Linked DNA regions of Mus musculus: region 1 is linked to region 2. Evidence: chromatin loops called from intact Hi-C (ENCODE). Cell type or tissue: left cerebral cortex. All regions are shown on one strand.

Region 1 (8,000 bases), 120 kb after region 2:
TTCTGTCCAGTTCTTGCCAGGGTGGATAAATCCTCTGGGCGAGATCCCAGCAGATGTTGGGACTCTTCCCCAGTCTCTGTGGACAGCTACCCTAGAGAACCTTGCCGTTCCCAGGAAGCCCTGTGTTCCTGGGTCTCATTGTAGGTTTCTTGAAGATATTTTGTGTTTTCAGAGCAGACGTAGTAGCAGAAAGTCTCTGCTTTATTTTCATTGTTTAGCCAGGCTTCTGCTGCCAGGCTCGGGGATCTAGCTTAGCTGATCAGCTGTATACTGAGGACTCCAGGCTCTCCTTTGGTGGTCCTGTCTGTTCAGAGGGTCACTGTCCGTTCTCGGCATTAATCCTCCTCACTGTAGCTGCACATTTCTGTGCTTTGCTGTATTGGCCTCTTTGTTACCATCCTGGTGTGTTGTTTACTCTTCAGGGTCTCAGATCAAGCCTTCCTCCTACGGCAGACATGATGTCTTCTTTTTCTGAAAACCAGTGTCCTTTCTCTTTCCAGTGCTCATGTTGCTGTGTATCATTCTGCTGCACAGCTGCCGTTTGCTCTGGCCTCCAGTGTCCCTCCATTATAATAAGGGAGGGTCATCAGTTTCCCATGTGTCTAAGAGGCTTCTCAGGCAGGGCTTTCCCTCTCTAGACTGGTCAGGTACCTACTGCTGTGGTGTTTTTTAAGCACCTTCCTGCTCTTTCTAGTGAGCTTGAAGGGCAAGTGGAATTCTTTGTGAGGCTGCGCTATTACTTCTTATTAAAGGCCAAGCACAGGCTGCTCAGCCTGAGTACTACTGGCATTTCAAGCTGAATAATATATTGCATAGGAACTGTAGTATACTTTTTAAGGTGTTTAGCAGCATCCTGCCGTCTACCTCCTGGCTGCTGCTGCTGGTGCCTCCTGTCCATTCGTGACAACCAAAAATGCCTCAGCAGCCACATATCTGAGCAGAAAGAGGGTGGGAGGTGAAGGATACCAAGTACAGGTTACCCCACTTGATGTACTGTCGGGCTGCCACTCAGGCAGCCCCAAGAAGGCAGGGGAGAGAGTTGGTCTCAGGGAGCCTTTGCGTTGTGCCAGCTTTACTGTTTGGTCCTTTCCTCGTGCCCTGGATGCTTTTCCTCCAACCGAAAGAAAATTGAAACGACTGTTCATCTTTTCCCAGACAGCAAAACACATTGTTTGCCTTAAGTAATTATTGAATAAATCATCATGAGTAAGGCTGTGTGTGGACGCTCTAATCTATCAGGAAGTCATCTGGGCAGGATAATCAGTCTTGTTAGACATGTGTTTGAAAGCACAGAGATGAAAGTCGCCCAGGAGTGTAGTTCATTCCTACACTGAGGGTGTGGAGGAAACCCTAAGGCCCTATTCTAGCATCTTGATTGAAGGTATCAGCTTTGGAAAGGAAACTTTCGGATCTTTTCTGTGATTTAGAAAGAAGTAAACCGTATCTGTGATTTTGGTTTTGTGAGTCTCTTCTGTACCTGTCTCTTTTCCTAGACTTCTGATTGATCGGAGATTGTTTCAGTGTTTTCATTTCTGTTTCTGATGCACAGATGTACATCGCCATTAGTTCTTGTGTACGGCACTGTTTCCAAAAGGACCATACTCCCAAATACATCAAAACGTCCTTTAATTAAAGAGAGAATTGTATCCTCAGTGCCAGTTGCCTGTATTTGATTATGTTGCTATGTGTGGGACTAAGGTTCTGTCCAAGGGAAATAGTTATATGAAATCTAAAAATAATTTGTGCAGTATAAGAACCAGTATGGTCCACAGGAGACCTGGGAATGGTCAAGTTCATTGTCAAAGAGCTCGGGTTAGCAAAACCTGACTCCCCTAAGAAGAGTGTGGGGTCTGTTTGGCTCTCTGTTTCAGCAAGTCACTACATTTGATCAAAGACATTGGTTTCTGTGCCTTAGCTCCTGTGGAGGCCTCGGTGTCCCAGCTTGAGTCTTTTATTTTGAAGAGAAGTAGACTATAATCATTACACTTACTGTAGGTTTAAATTCACCTGACTCTCTCTGTAATTATTCCCAACACAGAGATTGTATATTCTCCAGTTATATTAAAATGATACTTGGGATAAAACTAAAATGGATGCCTCTGCTGTTTAATCCACACTTTTGAAGAATCAGAATAACTCAGGCGGTTCATTTATATTATTTTTATTTGAAGTCCTTTTGAAAATAACAAAAGTTTGGCATGCATGATGAAATTTTTATTTGTTTTTTTAATTTTCAGATTTACTTGGCTCCAATTTAAAAGTAAGAGGGCATGCCTGATAAATTTTAACTCATAATAAATTGCAAGTGAAAGTGACTTTGCTAACGTTGCTGTTTCTTGAACGAGCTTAAGGAGGAGACGTTAGCTGTCTTGAATTTACCTTAACAAGAGGAAAGATGGGATTCTGGCTCTGCAAGTAACAGCTGTTCCCTGGTTAACACTGTCTTTGTTTAATGGAGTATTTTAATCTTAGAGTGTAGGATTTAGAAATAAAATTATATACTTTTTAAAATGATATACAGAAGAAGCAAGTTTATATTCTGATGATACTTTTATGTTAAATAATGTTGTCTGTTTCTCTTTTTCTAGGTTGATGGGAATATGAGTAAAATTTATTGCCAAAACCTTTGCTTGTTAGCCAAGCTCTTCCTGGACCACAAAACATTGTATTATGATGTTGAGCCATTCCTTTTTTATGTCCTTACAAAAAATGATGAAAAAGGCTGTCATCTGGTTGGATACTTCTCCAAGGTAAACCACGAGCCAGCATGGCCTTCTCTCGCTTGCTTGCAAATGTTTTTAGTGGAGCTCAGGTCTTTGAACAGGGTTTTTTTGTTTTGTTTTCTCTTGTTTTTGTATTTTTATGACAATAATTTGAGTAAGTGGCTCATGTTTCTGAAAACCTCAGCTTTTTGTTTAAAGCTCATTTGAAAGGACACAAACAAGAAACAAAACAAATAACAACAAAAGGTGCCTAGGAAGTGTGTAAAGGACCCCAGAACCCTGTGCTGTGCTGACAGTGACCATGCGACATTTCATTACCACCTTGTAGACTGCCTCGCAGCTTTGATTTCCAAATGTTGAGCTTCTTTCTTCTTTTAAGTGGTGTGCACATGAAGCTTTCTGTGATGGAGCACTTAAGACCTCAGCCTCTCTGGCTCATTTCCTACCTCGTGGTCAGCAGTATCCAGTGTTAGAGCATTGGTGTGGGCTGCTGAGATGGCTCCTGAGAAACGTCCAGGACCTGCTTGGTAGGAGAGAACTGACTCCCAGAAGTTGTCCGCATGCACCCTACCCTGCCCTGCCTCCCACCCCACACACACCAAGGAATACATGTAATTAAAACAAAAACAAAAACACCACTGGCAATTGATGGCCTAGTTGATAGGTGGCTGGTTTTCCACCGCTGCCTCTCATGATCTGTGCTGTGGTTTTTAAGTTCTAAGGGAGTCTTGCCTGTAGGAAACCTACCTGTCTCTAGCAGTCAACATGGGGAAGAACTTGCATACTAAGGCACAGTGGCTCGTCTTTTCACTGGTTCAGAGCTCTTCTCCAGAAGAAACTGCTCAGAAACTGCTGTTGCTAAGTCATGCACCTTGAAAGAGAGCTGGTTTGGAATGTGTTTGCCAGGTGTTGAACTTTCCCTGGGTATGCACCCAAGAATGGTTACAGAAACAGAGATGGTAATTATCCAGACGCTCAGCAGATGAGTGACTTTATTGGATCTGCTTTTCTTTAATGTTCATGATGAAACACTCCATAGAAGTGCTGTTTTCACAGGAAATAAGAAGCTAGACTATCTTCCCGGTGTGTTGGCATATGCTGCTAATATAAATACTCAGAGGGCTAAGACAAGGGATCACCAGTTTGTGGTCAGCCAAGACGGCATGGCAAGACTGTCCATGTCCCTCAGTGTTCTCTCCCTCCAGACACATGAACCATCCAGAGGTCCTCCTGTCTCATCCCTGTGTGCAGCTATTTTGACTGACTCTCTTTCCTTCTTTCTTTCTTTCTTTCTTTCTTTCTCTCTCTCTCTCTCTCTCTCTCTCTCTCTCTCTCTCCCTCTCTCTCTCTCTTTCTTTCTTTCTTTCTTCATTGTTTATTTGTTTTTGTTTTTTGAACAGAATCACACTATTTAGCTCTGGCTATGCTAGAATTCAGAGATCTGCCTGTCTTCTGCCTCCTGAACATCCACTCCCCACCCACTCCAGACAGTGTTTCTCTGTGCAACAGCCCTGGCTTTACTGGAACTCTCTCTGTAGACCAGGCTGTCCTGGAACTTACCAAGAAATACCTGCCTCTGCCTCTGCGTCCCGAGTGCTGGGATTAGAAGGTACACCACCAAGTCTGGCAGCCCTTCTGTTCAATGTGGATTTAAGCCTCGTGCTCCTGGAGGCTCACACCGGCACAGCAGGCTTTTTACTTACTTACTGGGCTAGGTCCATCTATTAAGAAAAGGAAGTGGATTGCTGTTGGATTATATTTCAGTGAACTCTCATGGCTGAGAACAGTTCTGGACAGAGAAAGGGCTGGCATCAAGGATATAAATCCTCTTTGCCCAGAGTACATCTCTTTTTAGATAGAGTGACCCATTTATCTTACTTTGCACAGTAAAATTAATTATTTGAGCCTTTACTATTGGCATGCACATCCAGGGATGGGCAATTTATCTCCTAGAGTCTCGTTGTTACTTCTCAAGGCTTAGAGATGCCACAGACAGCTACAAGTACACAAAAGTGGGGCTCATCTTCTTTCATTTTTGCCCTTTAGACTTTTTTCCACAGTTGTTTCCTGTGGTCTTTGAAACTGGTTCGTTAAAGATCTGAGTGTTCTGAAGTGATCTTGTGATGTGGTTCTATTTGTGAGCAGCCTCATTTGTGGTTTATATTTGGCCACAGCACTCACGGCCTCAGAAGCCTTTTCCAGATCTTCTCTGTGTAGGTTTTGGTGGTGTCTGTGTACTGTGAATTCGATATTGCGATTGTGAACCCTTAGTTCTTAGAGCTGTCCAGAGCTCTACTCAGACCCCCTCCTGGCTTTAGCCTGTTGATAGGATTTCCGTCTCACTGTTGTTCAGAGGCTTTGGGGTTTCTTGGTGTCTTTGTTGTTGTTTGATTTTCCTGGTTTGAGGTGCCGACTTTAATTATTTCTACTTGGCCTTCTGACTCACAGGAGACACATTTGTTTGTGTGTCCACTCACGTGTCTGCCATTCCAGTGCCACTGGGGGATTTACTCAGAGGCAGAGGCCAGCTTGCCATTGTCGAGTTGTAGATTATCACGCAGTAGGGCTGCCCGCCAAAGCCCAGTTTACTCCACTGGGTGGACTAGGTGGTGTTTTCTCCGTTTCTGCAGTTGTGTGAGCAAGGAGAGCGTCGTTCCCTCCTGTGGCGGTTCTTTCACCCTGCACACATTTCCTAGATTCCCTATACGGATTTTATGCTCCTAACTTTGTAGAATGCAGATACATCTGAGAAGCATAGCCAGAGAGGGTGCTTTGTTGTTACTTACTTGATCAGCATGGTAGGATTACTCTGATTGGTCCTGACCCAAGCCACTGTTTGACCTTAGCGGATAGCTTTACAAGGACGGTGGCAGGTACTGGGACTTGCCCACTGCAGCAGAGCTCTGACATACTTACTATGCTTCTTTTTCCCATAGGAAAAGCTCTGCCAGCAGAAGTATAATGTGTCCTGCATAATGATCATGCCCCAGCACCAAAGGCAAGGATTTGGACGCTTTCTCATTGATTTCAGTAAGTGAAATACATTACTTCCTTCCAGAGTAGCTGCCGGCTGTTTCAGGAAACTGTACCGCATAAAGCTTTATTTAACCTGCTGTGCTGTTTTCTTTTTGTAATCGTACATAGTGGGTCTTCTGTTTATAACCACCTGAGTTAGAAGATCTTCCTCACGTGACAGTTTCCCTGACACCCACTTACACTCAGGGAAAATGAGACTAGATCTCACCACAGTGCCCTTGCCTCAGAAAGCCATTACCTGCAATGAGCTGGTAGAGTTCTGTGGCACTGTGCTCACTATACCATTAGGTAATTATTGGGAATAAGCACAAGCGATTGTTAGTTACAAGGAGTTTTCGCTTTCTCAGATTTTGCCCAGTAGTCTTTGTGGAGCAGAGGAGAGCAGGGGTAAAGAGAGCCTGTTCACCTGAGGAGGCTCTAGTTACTTCCCTCTCACTGTTGCAGAAGCTGTTGGTAACGAGGTTTCTCAGGAGCTGCTGGCTTCATATGCACTTGTAGCCCTGAGCCTCTCTGGTTAAAGCTGGATGCTTGCAACAGTGCAGCGGCTGGATGCTTGCAACAATGCAGCGGCTGGATGCTTGCAACAATGCAGCGGCTGGATGCTTGCAACAATGCAGCGGCTGTGCTTCTTTCTTAGCCGCTGTCTCTCTTCTTGCTTATTTCATACTAAGGCTCAAGCTGCATTTAGAGAGATAGTAGCCTGTGAGCCCCTTACCCTGTGATGATAGGACTCTCTAGCTATATGACAGTCTGTCACTTAGTGCACGTGAATTCGTAGGTTGTTAGCTGGATAAAGGAAATTTGAATATATGTGCAGGAAATGCAAGGCCTTGCATGTAGGTATGCTGTGAGGGTCCATAAGGAAGTATGTTGACTCTATAAGTCTCTATCATTAGATTCTGAAATGTTGAAGTCTGCAGATAAATTTTAGACTGATTTTGTATAATTTCCTGACCAAAAAAATATAAAATTAAAAAGGATTTTGGGTTGATTATTTTTATACCTTCAGATAGTATTTCCAATTATTAATTTGTTTTCCTAGTCTTACTGTTTTGGCCTAGTTATCCAGGAGACTAATTGTCCAAGGAGGGCTATATACTAGCTCACTGTCGTTCCTTTCCACATCCTCGCTGTAATCAGACTCTTTTTCTTCTTTAGTTTTCCATGTTTTAAATCACTGTTCCCTGAGCCTTCCATACTTGTACCTAATGCACTGATTGCTCCTCTCCTGCCCTCCCTCTTCCCTCCCTCATCCCTCACCCCCTTGTTTGCTACTTAATCTCTTTCTTGTATTCATGTCTTTTTATCTATGTCCCTCTGGGTTTGACCAAGTCCATGTATGTGGCTTTAGTTCCTGGTGGTGTAGGAGTGGGTACACATGTGAAGACCATCATTACATGAGGTTTTTTTTAAGGGGGGGGGGTTCTTCTTGTTTATATTGGATAAGTAAATGTACAGTTACATTCGAGTTAAATCCCTGCTACAGCTATTTGGAAAGGCAGAATTAGCTGACTCTTTATGGAATATTTTACAGTCATCATGTATGAGGCGCTCATCTATAACTACACTTTCTGGGATACATCACAACCATGCAGGTCTAAGCTTGCTGACAGTGTTCTCGTGTCTCTAGACTAAAAGGACGTTCCAGGAGACAGCTCCAGGCTACCTTTTAAGCTTTTTGACTCAACAGTTTGCTTCTCTGAGTTCTTTTTCTGTGCATGGCCTTTCCTGACATGGCCCCTTCCTCTTGCCTGTTCAAAACCATGCTCATTTGGTAACAACTCAAGAACCTCTTATCTCTAATGCTGTCTTTGTAAGTTCTATCTTATACCGTCCCAGCTATGTTCTATACGAGCATGCTTAGACCGTGTTTGTCCTTTTGTGCTAAACATCAGTATATCGTGCTTCTGAGTTACCGTGATCTCCTTGGAAACTTTTTTGGATCAGCATAGTTCCTATAACAATTTGTATTAGATGTCGTTTTGCTGATATGAAGTGATAATGAAGCTATCTAAAGTGATGCCTAGATTATAAAGGAACTGGTACCACCAGGTAAAAAAGTCAAGCTCTAAATACAGTGATATAATTACAGGGGACATACATGAATGTACATGTATGGATAACCCAGGGTTCCCTTTAAGTGCTAAAACTATTTTAAAACTTCAGACATGAAAAAACAAGGTGGACTTGAACTTTTCTTTCCTTTGAGACCAGGTCTCATTTTATACTTCTGGCTGACTT
Region 2 (8,000 bases):
CTGAGACTGGCCTCAAACTCTCAGTCTTCCTGCAACCTCTTAAATGCTAAGATCCCATGCTTATGCTATTATATTACACCTAGCAAAATGGTGCTATGTATGAACACGCTGTCATCTGGATAGAGTGGGCTGAGATGGAGACATTACTGGAGAGCAGTAGGTCTGGCCCAGTTCCTGGGCCGGTATTGTATCAGTACCAGATTGGAGAGCAGAAGTCTGAGCGCACTGCTGCCCTGGCCAGCTGGAGTCAGGTTTGTAGGGATTGTCTTTCTGTTGAGCTGTGGGATGAGCTGGAACAGGTGTTAAGATAAGTAGAATACTGCGTTATTAAAAGGTGAAGGGGTATTTACTTGTATTCATTTCAGTTTGCCAGCCTGTGCCATACACAGATGCTACGCAGAGCAGAGCACCAGAGTGCCCTGATCCCATACAGATGGCGAGGTTGGAAATTTCCCTCTGTGACCTAGCTCAGCTCAGCTTTACTGTGTCTTGTCTTAAGTTCTTTTTGTTTGGATACAGTTTCACTGTGTAGCTCTCCACTGGCTTTAGACTCCCTTGTAGACCACGGTCTTCTTCAAACAAAGATGTTCCTGTCTCAGCCTTCTGGGTGCTGGAATTAAAGGCGTGCACTATTGTTCCTTTTTTATATTTATTTTATATCTCTGGTAGACATGTACCTTAGACTGCTTTCACATGATTATAATTTTGATAACAGGACTCAGATTTTCCATGTTTTAACTTGTTTTGTACTTTGAGAGGTTTGGGGCAGCATATCCCACAGTGTGTGCATAGAGGGCAGACGAGTTTGGGGGGAGAGGTCTTTCCTTTCACTGTGTGGGTTCTAGGGGTTGAACTCAGGTGGAGCAGGTGCCTTTACCACTGAGTCATCTCAAGCCTGTTTGACAGATGTGGTCTCTTAAGTTATTATGTGTAAATAAAATCCTAAAAACAAAGTCGTGCACAGAGTGCACCTAGTGCCTGGTTGCACAGAGTTGTCCTGTGGCTGGATTGCACAGTACCTGCCTTTCAGTGTGTTAGTTTTGTACCTGATAAAGAATAATGCTGAGAAATCTTTATTTTTACAAGTTTCATTATTAAGAGTCTTTTCTCTCTCTCTCTCTTTTTATCCTTTAAGGTCTTGGTTTCCTAAAGATGTCTTTCACTTGAAGAGTGCAGTCCTTCCCATTGGTGAACTAAGACAACTCTCCACGTTGCCTGGCAGTCAGTCCTCTCTTTAAGGATGGTTGTCCCTATGCTGTTGCTTCACATGGGCTGGGATCCTCTGCCCTTGTGTTGAATTGTGACTTTGGAATGTGCAGGTTGTGTTAAGTACAAGGCGAATCTCTATGGGTAACGTCTGTGTTGGAGAAGCCATTTGTCAACCATGGTAAAACTTGCAAACCCACTTTACACAGAGTGGATTCTTGAAGCAGTGCAGAAAATCAAGAAGCAGAAGCAGCGGCCCTCAGAAGAGAGGATCTGCCATGCGGTCAGCACGTCCCATGGGTTGGACAAGAAAACAGTCTCGGAACAGCTGGAACTTAGTGTTCAGGATGGCTCCGTTCTCAAAGTCACCAACAAAGGCCTTGCTTCATATAAGGACCCAGACAATCCTGGGCGTTTTTCATCGGTTAAACCGGGCACTTTCCCCAAGCCAACCAAGGGGTCCAAAGGACCGCCGTGTAATGATCTACGCAATGTGGATTGGAATAAACTTTTAAAGAGAGCAATCGAAGGCCTTGAGGAGCCAAACGGCTCCTCCTTGAAGAACATTGAGAAGTATCTGAGAAGCCAGAGTGATCTTACAGGCACCACCAACCATCCAGCCTTTCAGCAGAGGTTGCGGCTAGGGGCCAAGCGTGCTGTGAACAATGGGAGGTTACTGAAGGAAGGACCACAGTACAGGGTCAATAGTGGGAGCTCAGATGGCAAAGGGGCGCCCCAGTACCCCAGTGCTTTTCCGTCCTCACTCCCGCCCGTCAGCCTTCTACCCCATGAGAAAGACCAGGTGAGTGAGCCCGGCGGTATCGACGCCCTGGAGATATTACTGTTTTACCTTTCGCTTCCACTTAGGCGTGCTCAGCCTGTGGGTCCCAACCCTTTCGGCAAACATCTATCTCCCCAAATAGTTACATTACAATTCATAACAGTAGCAAAATTATAGTATATAAAGAATAATTTTATAGTTGGCTGTATTAAACGGTCCCAGCATTAGGAGGCTGAGAACTACCGATGTGGACGGAAGATCTGAATGGAGTTTGAAAAGATCAGTTGTTTGTGCCTTGAAGCTGGTTTTTATAATTTATATTAGGATGTTTCATAGCATGATTGTTTAAACATCATTTTATGACACATTGAGGGTTTCTTCAGTGGCTAATAGTTAACATAATACTCACCTGACTTGCTTTATGTTGTAACTACCAGGTAAACTTGAATCTACCTTCTTCAAGCCCAAGAAAGGAAAGTGTGGGAGTTTTTCTTCCCTTAATTGTAGAGAGAAAAACCTCCATACTTATTTTAATACTGAGAATCTTTGCATAATGTGTGACCTAAATCCCTTCTGTTTAAAGCCATTTATTGTCAGTGGTCAGTGTGTGTTTGGTGTATTTGTCTATTTTTGTGTTTGTGTGCACACATACCTGCGAGCCCTAGTGCACATGAGGAGGTCTGGGGACAGTTGCAGGTGTTCTTTCCTTCCACTCGGTAGGTCCTGGAGATCAAACTCAGGTTGATAGGCAGCAACTTTACCACTGAGCTGTGTTGATTGATGGCCCAAGGCTTTATGTTAGTTTTATAGCATTGTAAGTGTGTGACAGAGTTTTGTTTCTGCTGAGATTTTTAAGTCTTCAGTTGGGTGTGATTTTCTTTGTTTTATTTTAAACTTACTGAATTAATTTCCCAAAGTCATGCTGAAGTAGAACAGCAGATTGCAAGTCAGGTCCTCCAGGTTTTGTATTCCTTTCCCAACTTTTGGTCAAGTGCACTCATCGATAGGATGACATTGAGCATCGTGAATAGGAAGCGACTGTGCCTGTAAGCTGCTTGCTGAGAAGTATTGAAAGCCAGGTGTCAGGCTCTGTGGGAAGGGTGTCTGCCTGTTCCCATGACGAGGCCTTCATTTTGTCTCAGCTCCTATGAGACCCAAGTATTAGCAAAACTGGTTTGCTTCTGTTCTTCTGGTACAAAGAACTCATGAAATGGGCCGTTTCCCTTTTTTGCTTACCTAGTAGGGGCCTACCTCTGAACTAAGGAAGACCCTTCACACAGGTATCTGAAGTCTAGAATGGATTTCTTAGCTGTGTTCATACCTTCTTGGTCTCCCACAACATTTATTTATTCATTGATTGTGGATGTATCAAAAATGAAGTAAACTATGAAATTTTCTTCATAACTGTCCTTTAAAAAACGACAGGCTCTTAGCTCTTGCCTCTCTCTTACTCTTGCCCCCCCCCCTTGCTCCCCATTCCCCTCCCCCTCTCTCCTTCTCTCTGCCTTTCTCTGCCTCTGCTACCCTCTTAACTCCCGTCCCCATGCCCTAGATAAACTATTCTATACTTTTAAAAAATTACAGAAAATGACTTATTTGAATTCCTGAACACAGCCATTTAGATACCTGTTTCTCCTTGAATCTTTTTTTTAAAATTAAAAACAGTTTAAATCTTTACTGAATTCTTTAGAGATACCTGGCTGTTCTGGAGCTCTGAATTTAGCCCAGGCTGGCCTCAAACACAGACTCTCCTGCTTTTGCTTCTGAGTGCTGAGGTGGAATTCTTTAAGGGAATCCAGAGCCATTCCTTCATAAGCTTGATTATCTTTATTTTTTATCCTCGGCCATGGCAAAGTTGCATAATTATCAGGGACATGGTCTCCATTCAGGCACTGTGGCCAGTTTTGTGTCTTTATGAATAATTGTAGACTCTGGAGGGAGGCATTTTCTGGGTCTGGAGCGGGCAGGACAGGTTCTCCAAAGCTCCCCTCCTTCTCTGCAACCTTGCTCATCATTTCTTGCTAGCCTTATCTTTTCTCTTCAGGCAGCATCTGTACAGAACTATTTTTAGTCTAAAGGCAAAATTCATGTTTGAAAGAGTCTAGGAGAGAGAACTGAGACATTTATTGCTTAGCATGCAATTGCAGTTGCTTTTTCTAGGATGTAGATCTTTTAGCTGTCCAGTTAGCATCGTTATTTAACAAGGAAAATTGAGAAAACATGCTCCAGAATATTTAGTTGATAAAATTTGGGGATTAATTGTATCAAGTAATCATAATAAGATTTTGATGGTATTTTATTAGTGAGCAATCTAGCCTCAACCTAATATTAATATGCATGCACACATACATACAAACATGTTATTTTTTAGATAAAATCTCATTATGTGTGTAGCGCAGACTGTCTTGGAACTCTGTAGTTAGCAGAGAGCCCCCTCCCCCTTTTTGAGACAGGATCTCACTCTACAGTAGTGATGGCTGGCCCTGAATGCTTTATGCAGATCATGCTGGCCTCAACTTACAGAAATCTTCCTGCTTCTGCCTCCTGAGTGCTGGCATTAAAGGTGTGCACCACCATCCCTGGCTTTCTTTTTAAATGTTGGATGTCTTCCTCTATTGCTCTCCACTGTAATTTTTGAGATAGGATTTGTCACTGGCTATATGGGCTGCCAAGTAATATACCCACCTTCTCAGAGATAGGATTCCAGACGGGCACCCACTGTAGCCAGCCTTGTTTTCTTGAGTGCTGGGGATCTGAACTCAGATTCTCGTGCTTGTGAGGTGAGTACTATACCCACTGCACCATCGCTCCATCCCCGATTTCATTTAAAAAAAAAAAAATATTGGGACAAGGTTTCACTTAGTTTCCCAGGCTGGCTTTGAATTTTGGTCCTTTTACCTTAGCCTCAATAGAGCTGGAATTTCAGGTATGTCTGCGTGCTTGGCAGAATTTAGGATGTGAATGGAGACTGTTCCAGGATGGTGCAGTCTTAACTATAGTTTGATAAAATAGTCTTTTAAAGAAGCTGTTATTGTGATTACCTTTGAGAAGTTGAATGTCATTGTAAAAGAGAAAATAAAAATAGCAGCTAATGTATTGTAAGCGTAAATGCTGGTGTCTTCCAAGTAGTTCGCACTTAGCTCCTGACTCATAGTTACTGGAAGAGAGGTAGATCGGTGCCCTACTTTTTGCAGATGGAAAAACTGCAGAGCAAAGCGGACGCTTTTTGTTCAAGGTCAGTAGAACTGGTGAACAGTCAGGCTGAGAGTCCACCCAGATAGTCCTGAGTCCAGGGCTCATTTGTTCTGGGCGGTATCTTAGTCAGCCCCGGGGCTATTCATGAATGGTGGAGGTCTCTCTTGCAGTTCTTCAGTAGGTCAGAAACAGTTTTCCTCCAGCAAATAGACTGCCAGCATTTGAAATCTGGTAGTTGGGATGGGCTTCTTACTTTTTTTTTTTTTCCCCAAGCAAGTGCGGTTTATAATATCATCAAACTGGAAATGCAGCAGGGAAGTCTGTGCCTCATTAGATTTAACAGCATCCTCACTCCTGTGCAGGAGGGGCACAGTGGAAGCTAACATAGGAGGCCTCGGCTTCCTGGCATGTACGTCAGCTCTTCTGAGACTCTGGAATTCTAATCAGGGATCACTATTCTCCCTTCTTAGCATGAAAGTCTTGATATTTATTTAAGAAACCTTTCTCTGCTGAGATGATAGGAAAATGAATTAAACCACTGAAGATAAAACTTTATCTTTGACTGGGCACGGGAACTCCTAAAGGATAGTATTAATGTTTCTCATTAAAAGTGGTAAAGCTCAATTAGGTCAGATTATGAGGACTTTGGAAAGTCAAATATTCTGAGAGACTTCAGTTATCACACTTTGTAGCAGTAAGATTCCATTTGCACATCTGGGCTTTAGCATTTTTATAAAGTCAGTTTAGTTCAATTTTAAGCAGATTCCTTAGTATTTCACTTTGTTGAGAGTATCATCCTAAAATTTATTGAAGGTCAAATCTTTGTGTATTTCCAGTGCACTGTAAAGTAGGGGAACTCCAGATATATTATGTAGCCCAGGCTGGCCTAATTCTTCTGCCTCAGCCTCCCAAGTGCTAAGATCATGTGACACTGTCATGCCCCCCCCCCCCCCCCCCCCGAAATGTGTTTGGGCACTGTGGGCAGGGCGGTGTGACCTTGTGAAGGATTCCTGTGCAGAGAGACAGTCCCACCGGGCATGGTGGCCACGCCTTTAATCCCAGCACTGGGAAGGCAGAGGCAGGTGGATTTCTGAATTTGAGGCCAGCCTGGTCTACAGAGTGAGTTCCAGGACAGCCAGGGCTACACAGAGAAAACTTGTCTCAAAAAAAGAAAGAAAGAAAGAAAGAAAGAAAGAAAGAAAGAAAGAAAGAAAGAAAGAAAGAGAAAAGAAAAGAGACACAGTCCCATCCTATGTCAGATTCAGTCACCAGACCACAGATTTTACATTTTACATTGTTTTTGCTGCTTTCTTTTCTCTAACCCCTTATCCCTCATCTTGCCTCTGGGAATTTTTTAGTTGGTACTTTGTGAAGGGTCTCAATTAGAGTCCCAGTCAGTGTCTTTTTATGTTGACTTCAGTTCATGTGCTTTGTATCAAAGACTCGTTGTTCTCAAAGAATATTTAGCTATATGTATCCAACTGGAAGTTGAATATACAGCCTTAAATATTATGAAATATGCTTTTCAAAATTCTCTGAATTTTGGCATTGACATGGATAAAAAGTCGGTTTTAGAATGGTGAAACCTATTACAGTGTAAAAGATCAGGTGGATCAATGCTCACAGTTCCAAGGTCAGGGAAGCAAGCTTGTGGATCCTGTTGTTCCTGTAATTAAGCTCGAGAAGTTCTTTAGAAGGGTGCAGTGCGCCAGGGCAGCCTTTGCCGTTGGGCAGTACCGGTCCAGTCACCGCGGAGCTCTTGGACTTCTCCAGCTAGGCAGCCAGGTCAAGCGGAAGATGAAGTGAGTGACTGGGTCTTTCTATTGCACTTGAAGCATGGCAGCTTGTTCTACTTTTGAACTGTTATCAAGATAGAACTTGTCTAGGCTTCTTGAAGTAGCTTCTGGAGAGCAACAGCGTCGTGTCGGAAGGTTTGATTGTAGAGGGCGTGGTGGACATTCCTGTAACTCTTTAGATCTTAGGTGTGCTTGATGTTTTTGATGCCTTTCCCACAACACTAATCCTGTCCTGAGGAGCACCAACTTTGAGGAATTGATACTTGTACTCTCTGTACCTACATGACTTTATAACTGCGCGCGTGTGTGTTGCTGGGAATAGAATAGAAGACCTTATGCTCATTAGGCAAAAACTCCTACGGAGCCTTGTTCCTACGCTGTGATACTTTTAGTACCAAGAAAGTCAGTATTTTTAGCTTTGAGGTTATTTTAACAGTTATGTGTTGTTTGCTGATTTATTCTGATTTTATCTTGAATGGCAAAGATTTTATTTTTATTTTTTTCCTCCAGACTTCAGCAGATGATACACTTTAAATGTTCTCAAAATGGAAGTCTGAGTTGTTGTGTTTTTTTTTTAAATCTATTTTATCTTTGTATGTTATCACTAACACATGGGAGATATAATTGTTTTTATCATTGAGATGACAATTTTGCTTGTAAAAATCCATGATTTTGTTGTGTTTCTATGCTTCATTTTTTAAGTCTTGAACATTAAACTAGAGTAGATTTGGTAAAATTGTTTTCCAGTCACACCAAGATTTAAAATAGGAATCTGAAATCTTCTCGGGCCTTTCATCTCTCCTATCCATTAATATTTCACATAAACAGCAATTAGCTTACCAGATAAGAGTTAGCAAATGAGCCAGCCATGTAATCTGCTGATGGCACTCTGTCTGCAAGACCGGGAGGAAAGTGCGTGCGTGTTTGCATGTGGGTGCTCTTGCTGCTTCCAGGCAGTGGCAGGAAGTTGGTCCATGTGCCTCAGAGGAAGGGGTGGCCTTGCCGTGCACTGATGCTTCTGC

The links. Peaks named below come from ENCODE experiments on the same cell type or tissue, not always from the same donor. Only the 100,000 strongest peaks of a DNase experiment are listed, where the experiment ranks them.
Region 1: it touches region 2 in a loop (2.6-fold over the local background); 2 of 42 quality-filtered maps call a loop at or near these places.

The regions. Positions count from the first base shown.
Region 1 is chr14:21,631,888-21,639,887 of GRCm38, forward strand. Kat6b (K(lysine) acetyltransferase 6B) reads left to right here. Exons shown (of 17, transcript NM_017479.3): 11 at 2,589-2,750; 12 at 5,660-5,753. Among named protein-coding and RNA genes, the nearest start is that of Dupd1, 79 kb to the right of the region's middle. In left cerebral cortex, a CTCF peak has its summit at 4,382; DNase peaks (open chromatin) are centred at 2,438, 4,376, 4,890, 5,620 and 1 more place; H3K27ac peaks cover 5,038 bases.
Region 2 is chr14:21,515,491-21,523,490 of GRCm38, forward strand. Kat6b (K(lysine) acetyltransferase 6B) reads left to right here. Exons shown (of 17, transcript NM_017479.3): 2 at 1,136-2,008. The coding sequence starts at 1,385. Among named protein-coding and RNA genes, the nearest start is that of Kat6b, 20 kb to the left of the region's middle. In left cerebral cortex, no CTCF peak of the experiment used is centred here; DNase peaks (open chromatin) are centred at 204, 3,984, 5,290, 7,019 and 2 more places; H3K4me3 peaks cover 243 bases; H3K27ac peaks cover 4,422 bases.